2 separate regions of the Homo sapiens genome follow, and region 2 is linked to region 1. The links are chromatin contacts, found by Hi-C or POLR2A ChIA-PET in ENCODE. All regions are on one chromosome and are shown on one strand. The core of a region is the stretch at or near the end of the contact, and the rest is flanking DNA. Distances in the headings are between cores, read along the strand shown. Region 1 holds the start of SYNE3-AS1 (SYNE3 antisense RNA 1). Region 2 overlaps BCL11B (BCL11 transcription factor B).

Region 1 (4,667 bases), core at 1-2,500:
AGTGGGAGGATGTTTCTGCTGGTGGGGAGGGAGAGGTGAGGCGCATTCTGAGGCCTTGGGTTTGTTGGGGGTTCACATTATGCCTGGGGATTCACATCCCTTGTGACTCCTGGACTGTGGGCCCGGACTGTGGGGGTGGGAGAGGACGGGCAGGGTGCCACTACCCCCCACCCCGCCCTTTCTCCCCGCGCGAGGCTGGCTGATGAGTGTCATTTTCTTCTTGGATTTCGCGCCTACGGGCGGTGTGCCCCTTCCAAGGCCCCCACCTCCGCTCTGTGAGGGCAAGATCTGCCGGTGTCCTAATCCCTTTTCCATGTCTGGGCGCACAGATCCAACTTTCCCGGAGAGGCAGCTCCGCGCCATCCCCTAGGATGAGAAGAGGGTGGGTGGCTGTGTGTGTGTCGGGGAGACAGACAGGGGCCAGGGCTCCGGGCTGCTTTCCAGGCAAGCGTGGACAGGACCCCCCCCTTAACCCCCGCCCCGGGTCCGCGACAGGGAGCGGTGAGGCTTTTCTTCGGCCCTGGTCCCCGGGGCCACGCAGGATGTCCGCCGGGCTGGGGTTGCGCACCCGGGGCCTCCGCTGAGCGCGTGCGGAGAGGGGCGCGGCCTCTCCCGCGGGGCCACCGGGCGGGTCCCGGCGGGGGCGGGGGTACTCGCGGTGTCCGGGCCCGCCCCAGCCCTGCCCCGCCCCGGAGCCGCCCGGGACGCAGGGAGGAGGGAAGGAGGCTCGGCCCCAGCTACCCGCGGCGCCGCGCTCCTCCACGCTCCGGGAGGGTAAGTGGCACGGGGCCGGGAGGCCAGGCCTGGGGCCGGGGGCCGGGGGCCGGGGGCCGGGCGGGTGGGGTCCTCAGCCCCTGGCCCAGCTCTGACACAGCCCCGGGAATCGGGGGCGCCGAAAGTCTGGGGGACCTGGGGAGGCGCGCCCGGCGCGGGGGCGGGGGCCCCGGCGTGACAGCTGCGGGCGGGCGGGTATTTTTAGTTTAAATCCAACCGTTCTGTGCTGGCTGCGAAATTCCCGAGCCTTTCCTTTCAACCCCGGGGAGCTTCGGCCGGCCCACAAGAAAAAGCCCTAAAGCCCCGGGCAGCGCGCCCCAGCGGGCCGGGTGCCTCCTCGGGGCTTCCCTCTGCCTCCCCTAGGGGCGGGCTGACCTGTCACCAAGGCTTGCGCGCGGCGGGGGCCCAATCCGCTCCTGGCGACCGCGAGCGCGCTCAGTAGTGCCTGGGAGAGCAGAGCAGGCGGCGAAGAGGGGAAGTCCAACCCCGAATGCTCAGTTTCGTTCAGACGCCTTTTGGCTATGCAAACTTGGCAAGCAGCTCAACCTCTCTGAGCCTCATTCCCACATTTCTAAAGGGGAGGGCAGTGAGGCCAGAGATGGCTTGCAGGGCCTGAGAGAGCCTCAGATGGATGTTGACTTCCCCTGGGGTCTTGGGATCTTGACCCCAAACAGCAGACCCATTGATGTGGCCCATTGGTCAACCCGGGAGCAGTGTCCTACACCGCCCAGCTGACCTCTGCTTCAAAACTGGAAGCCAGGGGCCTCCAGCCTGGGCGGGGTGATAATGAATATTTTCAGTTAACCACTTTGGCCCTGAAGCTCCAACCCTGGGCTTTCCTGGGACTCTCCCAGGTTCCTGGTCACCCCTTTCAACTCTGAAGGGTCACCCTTATCCCTGCACTGGGTGGGGGGGCTTTCTACAGCCAAGGGCTGCTAGTGGGATAGCTTGATGTGTCTTGGGGGCATGCCCCATCCCACATGAATGAGGGCATGAGGAGAATGGACCGTCCTCCCAGAAAGGAGAGCATGTCATAAAATCACTGCCATTCTGAGCTTGGCAGGACAGCGTCCTTCATCCACCAAGAGAAGCAGAAACAGGCCCAGAGAGGGGGAGTGATTTGCCCAGAGCCACACTGCCTGGCTCTCTTGAAGGGCCTGGGCTTGCCGCCTGCACTTCCAGGGCAGCCAACAGCCCATAGGAGTCAGGAGCTGGGAGGTGGGAGGGGCATATCAGTGCCAACGAGCTGTTTTGCTCAGTTTCCTGTCACTGTGCCCCAGCGGGATGCTCCAGCACATGTGGGTCTGCACATTCCTCAGGCCGGACGGTGCTCGGCAGGCTGACAGCCACAGCTGTGCCAAGCCTGCTGGCCCCAGGCGTTGTTTTCAACCAGAGAGGCCCCTCTGGGGGTGGCTGAGCGGGAAGTGGGCTGGGATGTCTTATTTCTGGAACTCGTGTCTTGCTGGGGGTCCTGAGAAGAAGGCCTGAGGATGTGTTGGTGGCACAGAGGGAAGTGGTGAGAATCCAGGCTCAGGTTTCTGCCTCCAGGTACAGTCTGGCACCTGGCTCCCTGCAGGTACACTTCAGAGTGAGTTGGAGTCCTTTCTGTCTGTCTCCATGGGAACAAGGCTCCTGCTCGGGTGCTTTGCATGCTCTCCAGCAGCCATGGACCTGGCCATGCCTGGGCAGCCCCTTTGCCTTGTGATGCAGCCTGGAGCGGGCTGCCGGGGGGCCCTGGCTTGGCGGCCCCGGGAGGCAAGACTGGGCAGGCCCAGCTCAACGTCAAAAGCACCCTGGAGCCTTTGGGAACCCACTGGGCAGCTAGGCTTCCCGCATTGTCCAGCTGTTAGGAATGGGGCAGTCAAGTTGGATTGCCTGAGTCCAGTCCTGCCTTAGCCCGTTCCTGGCTGTGTAGCCTTGGGAAAGTTGCTTCACCTTTCAGAGCTTCAGCGTCCTTCCCCGTGGAAAGGGGCTAACCATAGCACGGCAGGTGTTGCCTCGCAGGGCCTCATGAGCACTAAACGAGCTTTGCCCTGATCAGCATTTTGTATGGTGTCAGACACAGCACATGTGAGAAGGTGTCACAGTTTGAGGCGAAGGGGCCTCGTCGGGATACCTGGGTTCCCCTCTGCTCTGCCTCTGCCCCTCTTCTCCCTGCCTTGATTTCCCCTTGTCTGTCAATGGTGGGTAGTCCTGGCTCACCCCCCTCATGGTCCTCCCAGCACTGAAAGCTGGCCCTTGGCCCCAGGGAGGGCAGGAGGCTCTTGACCCCAAACAGCTGACCCATTGATGTGGCCCATTGGTCAACCCAGGAGCAGTGTCCTACACCGCCTAGCTGACCTCTGCTTCAAAACTGGAAGCCAGGGGACTCCAGCCTGGGCGGGGTGATAATGAATATTTTCAGTTAACCACTTTGGCCCTGAAGCTCCAACCCTGGGCTGCCCTGGGACTCTTTCCCAGGTTCCTGGTCACCCCTTTCAACTCTGAAGGGTTCTAGAGAAGCCTACAGAGGGACTCAAATGTGTTCGTGGGGTCTTCCAAAGCTCTTCCTGCCTCTCACCTCCTAGGATCTGGTAGTAGGCAAGGCTGTCATTGCTTGCCCATTTACAGATGAGAAGGCTGATATCCAGCGGCTGGATGTGGTACAGCCAGGATTAGAACTAAGGGCTTTTGACCTGATGCTCTTCCTGGCACCACATGGCCTATCTTAGACAATCCAAGGACAAAGTTGTACGTTCATCACTGGGAAAACAGTACTGACCGGACAGGATGCTTGTCTTCATTAAGTCATCAGTACTTGCTGGAAAAGAATATGGATTCTGAATATATATATATATATATATATATATATATATATAATCTAAGCAGCCTGACTGGACCACAAAGATAGGAACCCAGGAGCAGCAGTGTTTCCTGACCCTCCCATCCTGAAAGGAACCTTTGCTTTAGGACTTAGGGATGATGTTCTGGGGCTGAGCAGCTAGGAAGCTAGGAAGTGGACGGGGGACAAGTTTGGGAAGCTGATGCCCTAATTTTGACCTCTTGAAATACTTCCCTTTTGGGGTTGCTGCGAAGATAATTGAGGTAACTGGGGATGATGCTTTAGCAGAATGCCCGGCATGGTGCGGGCACACCATAAATAGGACTGATGGTTTTTATTATTACTAACCCTCTACTATCATTGTAACACCAGAGTGCAGCCTGGATCTCTCGCCTGGGTTTCTAGGCTGCAGACGTGGTATAGAGAATCCTAGCATCTCCATGGAGAACTGCTAAGGCAATTATAAAAGCTCAAAACACAACCAAACTAAGCAATGAGTTGTTTAGTGACACATAGCTGAGAAGTAAAATGACGACAAAAAGCAAGAAGGTGATTAGCTTAAATAAAAGCCAAGCATTACCACGCGTGCTGAGGAAAGGTGAGAGAGGATCAGGAGAGTCGGGGGGGCAGTTACAAAGGAGATCACTTTGTAGTTACTGGCTAATTACATGTATGTTTTATACATGCCTTTATACGTAGATTCTATTTCACAAAGTTAAGCTGGTTTAAAAAAGAAAAAGGCAAGGGAATGATAATGCAAAATCAAGGTGATTATCTTTGGGGAGAAGTGGGTAATTGATCAGGGAGATGTCTGTTTCACTCTCAGTGGGATCCATTATGTTCTGTTTCTTCAGTCCAGTGGTAGGCTTGTGAGTGTTATTTTTTATTTATTTTATGTATGTATTTATTTATTTTTTGAGACAGAGTCTTGCTCTGTCACCCAGGCTGGAGTGCAGTGGCCTGATCTCGGATCACTGCAAGCTCCACCTGCCGGGTTTACGCCATTCTCCTGCCTCAGCCTCCCGAGTAGCTGGGACTACAGGCGCCCACCACCACGTCCGGCTAATTTTTT
Region 2 (4,667 bases), core at 1,161-3,660, 3.7 Mb before region 1:
CCTGAGGTCCTGTGCGGCACTCTTTTGACTCAGGCCATTTGGCCTGAGGTCCTGTGTGCTCTGTCCTGTCCCTACTCCCTGATCCCACTCAGCTTCCTTCCGGTCCCAGGGAGCCAAATGTCAGGGAGATGTGCTCAGGCTCGGTCCCCCTCTTGCTCCATCCCTCCCCAAGAAACGCCGTGTGCTGACTGCCTCCCTTGAGCAAGTATGTTTCCCAGGGCGTGGGTAAAAAGTGCCGAGAGCAGGCTATTTGGAGACGCGTGGAAAGAGAAGGACACATTTCTTGCGTCTTCTGCACAAGCCAGTGAGGAGGGTGAGCAGAGCAGCCTTGTTTTTTGCTGGCAAAAGTGACACTAGATGGAGGCTTGATGAATGGTGCCACATTCACGGGATGTTGGTCCAGCATTTTGACATATGCTAGTCTTTTGTGCAGTTGCTGAAAATCAAGAAATTCATTCTTTTTTCTTTTTCTTGTGGCAGCTGATAATTTGCTTGGGTGTTGAATAGCCAGCCTGAGCTATTTTACTGTAATGAAATCCCAGACCACACAAAATTAAGTCACTTCAAAGTAAAAAAAGAAAAAAAAAATCCTCTCTTTTACATAACTTCTTTTTTATGGCCCCCTTCCACTTATTTTATTGAAATACAAATAAATACATTTGTGAAATGTTCTAATGAGTTTTCTACTAAAACAACACGCAGAAATGACTCAAGAAAAGTTGAGTGCCAATATTATTGTGATTAACATGTGCCTCAGAAATGGATGCACTGCTAAGAATTAAAAAAAAGGGGGGGGGCGGTGTCATGTTTAAATTCCTACCTTGGAAAAGAGATGTCGAAAGCACTCCTGCCCTTGCTATTTGCTGTTGGCCTCAGATAATCCAAACTCCTCCAGCTAAAGCCTTGAGGTCCAGTGTCCTGTGTGGAAGCCCTTCTTTTCTTCCGCACCTTTGAAAAAAGCATAATGTTAAATAAAAACAAATCTCTTCATTTGCCCACAAAGAGTGCTTTTTTATCACATCGTTAGGAGCCCGTTGTGGCTCTGAAGATTGAAGGCATTTGCAGTTTTATAGAACCTGCTAAATGTGTTGAGAAGGATTGCTATTGTGGTAAATCTTTTCCTTTTCTTTTTCTTTAAAGCGCCTATTTTATTTGTCAAGACTTTTATTTGTAACCTTTTAGTAATGGCTGAGACCTGTGAATATACCTGAGTATGTTTTCCTTATTCACTTGTTCTTTTTTCTGCTCTTGTGCTGGGGAGACCCAGGCTCCTGGGCTCAGTTTTTGGGGTTCTGGAGAGGTGTGTGCATTATTCTTTTTTCTGCTCTTGTGCTGGGGAGACCCAGACTCCTGGGCTCAGTTTTTGGGGTTCTGGAGAGGTGTGTGCAGTGGGGGAGAGAAGGCGGTTGGACTCCATAGAGCAACTGAGGATATTTTTCAGGGAGCTGCTTAAGCATCCTAAAATTAGGCTGGAGTCCTGCAAACAATCTGTACACAGGGAGACCCTCCCCAAACATTCGACTTTCCCGCCTGGAGTCTGTAGACCAGAAGGTATGGGAGTGAGCCTCTTCCTGCATCTAAAACCTCTTCACGGATCTGGAGTTTCCACCTCCTGGCCTGCAGGCCAGGCCCAAAGTTTCCGCTGCTGGCGGAGTCAGCGGGACCCTGGTCATTTTCCTGGGAAGCCCACACTGGGAAGCATGTTTTGCACCGGCCGCCTTCCCTTGCTCTCCCTCTCACATGTCAGAAACGGCGATCGAGGTGTGTGCCTCAGCTGAGGAGGGGCAGACAGGACCTCATGGGGTGGTGGCTGTGGTATGTATCTGTCCCTCCAGGGAGGCAGCCTTTGGAGGGTGTCAGGAGGGTGCAGAGCTGACCTGGAGCAGGCTGGACTCCTCTGACTGTCTGCTGAGAGGGTCGAGGGTCAGGACAGAGAGGTGTGATCTGGGTCTTGCTTCCTGCTTCAGACTCCGCCTGGCTGTGCCTTCCCAGGGTCCCCACCCCCAACTTGTGTCCTAATAACCCTTCGAGACCCCCTGTGGACATCCTCCTGACACCAGCCTCCCTCTTATCTCCATTTCCTTCTCTGCCAGGCACTTCATTATTCCCTCCGTTAGGGGAACTTCATAAAATCTCTTGTCGTGCCTTTAAGCGTCATCTAGTCATAGATTATTTTCTCCACCAAGAATTGATTCCTGCTCTCTCCCCCTCCACCCTTCTCCTCCCCCCTCCCTACGGTTGTTATTTTCTCTTGGATCCAATAAATTAAAAATGGATGGCAGCTCAGAAAGTGTTGTGCTCCGTCGAGTGTGCGTGTGGTGGCGTTTCCGTGTCGCCTGGAGTCCCAGCCCCTCCCCAAGTGTTCACGGAGAGGAGATGAAAAGATCTCTTCGTAGATTATGGGTAAGCATGGGCTCGCTGGCAAGAGCTCCCTCTTCGTAGGAAGCAGGTGTAAAGTCTCCAGTCGGATGCAGAGCTCGGGCGGATGGATGCTGAACATTTCTTGTAAACATGCGTACACATCATGATGGCGGTTGTGACGTTGGTGGCACACGATTTTAAGAGCCTGGGACCCATCCCCCCACATCCTTCCCTTTCCCACCCCCGTCATCACTGAAACAATAATTCTGTGTATGTTTCTCCTGGACTGTAGCTTAGCCATTAAAGATAAGAGAGTTGGATTTGAATTAATGCAGGGTAAGGAGGAGCAGCAGCCCACGTACTGTGTATGTAGCAATGCACATGTGTGTGTGCAGGCAGCCACGCACATGCCTGTGCTCTGGGGACAGCAGGCAGCAGACCTCTCGGCTGGAGTTCCCCTAAGGGCAGGTGCATGGGCAGTTGTTAGAGATGGGCCAGGGAGGGCGGGGTCCTTGGCACCCTGTGTGTGGGGGAGTCACTGGCCAGGTAAGGCCCTGCTGAAAGCTTGCAGCTGCTGGGGGCTTGTTGGCTGCTTGGCTGGGCCTGTGTTAACGATGTCTTTCCATTTCTTTCTTCTGACTCAAATTCCTTCCCAGCAAAGCCGAGGCATGGGGAAGTTTGTCTTGGGATCAAGTGCTTCCCCTTTCACTTAACAACGATGTCCATTATTATTTGTGATTGCTTCTAAATGCATTTACCAGCTGGGAGGAGGCCTGGCCTTGTAAATAAAATGTGGTTTTGTTGTAAAAGAAAATCTAACTCGTGTGTTTGTGTGTGTGTGTGTGTAAATACAGATTTGTCCCTGCACTTTAGGATTTAGCATTTCAGAATCCGCCTCAGCCCTCTGATATCTGCCTTTCGAACAAGTTGTCTGCTGCATCCATTCATTTTTCCTCTTAATGAGTCAAACATTTCAGCAATTGCTCTACTTTATTCGGCTCATAATATATTGAGAGCAGCAATATTCTGCAGGGCTGCCCGACACTTGGGGAGCTTTTCATGAAAGCAGAGATCATCTCAGAGGAAAACCTCATCTTGGCTTTATTTTTTTAAGGCCCGAGTTTGCTGGACAAGGCTGCATGAGGGGCTGGCCTGTAGGGTCTGGGAATTTGAAAGACTGTTTTCATTGGTCTTTTTCCTGGTGCTTTTTCGTCTCTGGGTGGCAGGTTGGACCACTCTGCCTGTTAGAACAGAGGCCTGGCTCTCTGAGGCTGTGCAGAGCCGGGAGACTCAGGTGTCCATAGGGCAGAGAAAGAGGGGTGTCACTTTGCCCTTCCCAGGGCTTGGCTTTCTCCTTTTATTTCTTCCATTATCGATACAGTTCTAAGGAGGGACACATGCACACATATGCAGGCACCCTACACGCCTAGCTTGGTATCTGCCTGCCAGCGGAAGTGAAACCACAGTCTTTGGGGGTGTCTACAAAGGCCTTGAACGTGAGCTTTCAGGCCCACTTGGTCCACTTACTCTGACCCAGAAATTTGGGGCTGGGGGTGACTCTGCTGCCTGATGTTGAGGGTGACCTTGCTACCTTCCTGGGAAGTGTCGCACACAGCAGGCCAAGGCACAGCGCCACAGCCTGGGTGGTGGGGAGAGGAAACCCCGTTCTTTGGAATCGGGTGAACACCCTGTCATCTCAGGGGTTTAACTTTCAACGCTGAAAGTGGGAGGGGAAGGAGATATTTTTTGTTTGTTTCTTTTCCTCCCAGACTCCCTTAGAGGCAGTGAGTTGGATCTCTGGTCTGGGACGTGGAGATCCCAGCTCAGAACTGAGCCCTGGAGGCCTGGATAATCCCGGGGCTGTCTCGGGGACGCCAACAGGGCCTGGCTCCCAGGTTGGTTGGCTGTTAGGACTTGACGCAGAAATCAGAGCTGCAGCACAGCAAACGGCTTTGGACACCTTCAAACTCAATTACGGGGGCTCGCAGGGCTGCTGCATGAGGAAAGTGAAAAGGCAGAGACTGCCAAAAAAAGGAAAGAATACCAGATGTTACCAAAAATAAAAAAATAAAAAAAAGAGGAGAGAAAGGAAAAAGTGCTGGTACATAGTCTTGGCAAAAGACGAAGCTGAGGAGGAGGGGTGCTTGCGAACAGGCACGTGTGACCTCTGCTAATTTTTAAATTCATCTGTGTTTCTTTTGAATTAGAAAATGAGTTTGAAATTATGTAGTTGAAAACCTCCTAGCAGAGAGGAGATATTTAGGCTTGCTAGAACTCCTACTCAGGAGGGCGGACGAGGCTGAAAA

Evidence for each region. A loop is a pair of places that touch in the nucleus more often than their neighbours do. ChIA-PET counts read pairs that join two places held with the same protein, here RNA polymerase II (POLR2A). Pooled maps may share reads with other maps.
Region 2: a pooled map shows a loop between it and region 1 (2.5-fold over the local background). The contact joins the enhancer-like site here to the promoter of SYNE3-AS1 in region 1. A Hi-C loop is called at or near these places in 3 of 50 pooled maps. POLR2A ChIA-PET finds 5 or more read pairs at or near these places in 2 of 52 experiments (Caco-2 and RWPE1).

The regions. Positions count from the first base shown.
Region 1 is chr14:95,512,703-95,517,369 of GRCh38, reverse strand. SYNE3-AS1 (SYNE3 antisense RNA 1) reads right to left here and starts at 1,250. Exons shown (of 2, transcript NR_188030.1): 1 at 1,150-1,250; 2 at 1-366. SYNE3 (spectrin repeat containing nuclear envelope family member 3) reads left to right here and starts at 720. Exons shown (of 18, transcript NM_152592.6): 1 at 720-774. RefSeq lists silencers at 465-1,274, 1,024-1,318.
Region 2 is chr14:99,260,419-99,265,085 of GRCh38, reverse strand. The region is part of intron 1 of BCL11B (BCL11 transcription factor B); the gene reads left to right. Among named protein-coding and RNA genes, the nearest start is that of BCL11B, 9.4 kb to the left of the region's middle. Within about 2 kb of position 2,410, at least 6 of the 41 ENCODE cell types and tissues checked have a DNase peak (open chromatin) inside an H3K27ac peak, as active enhancers do.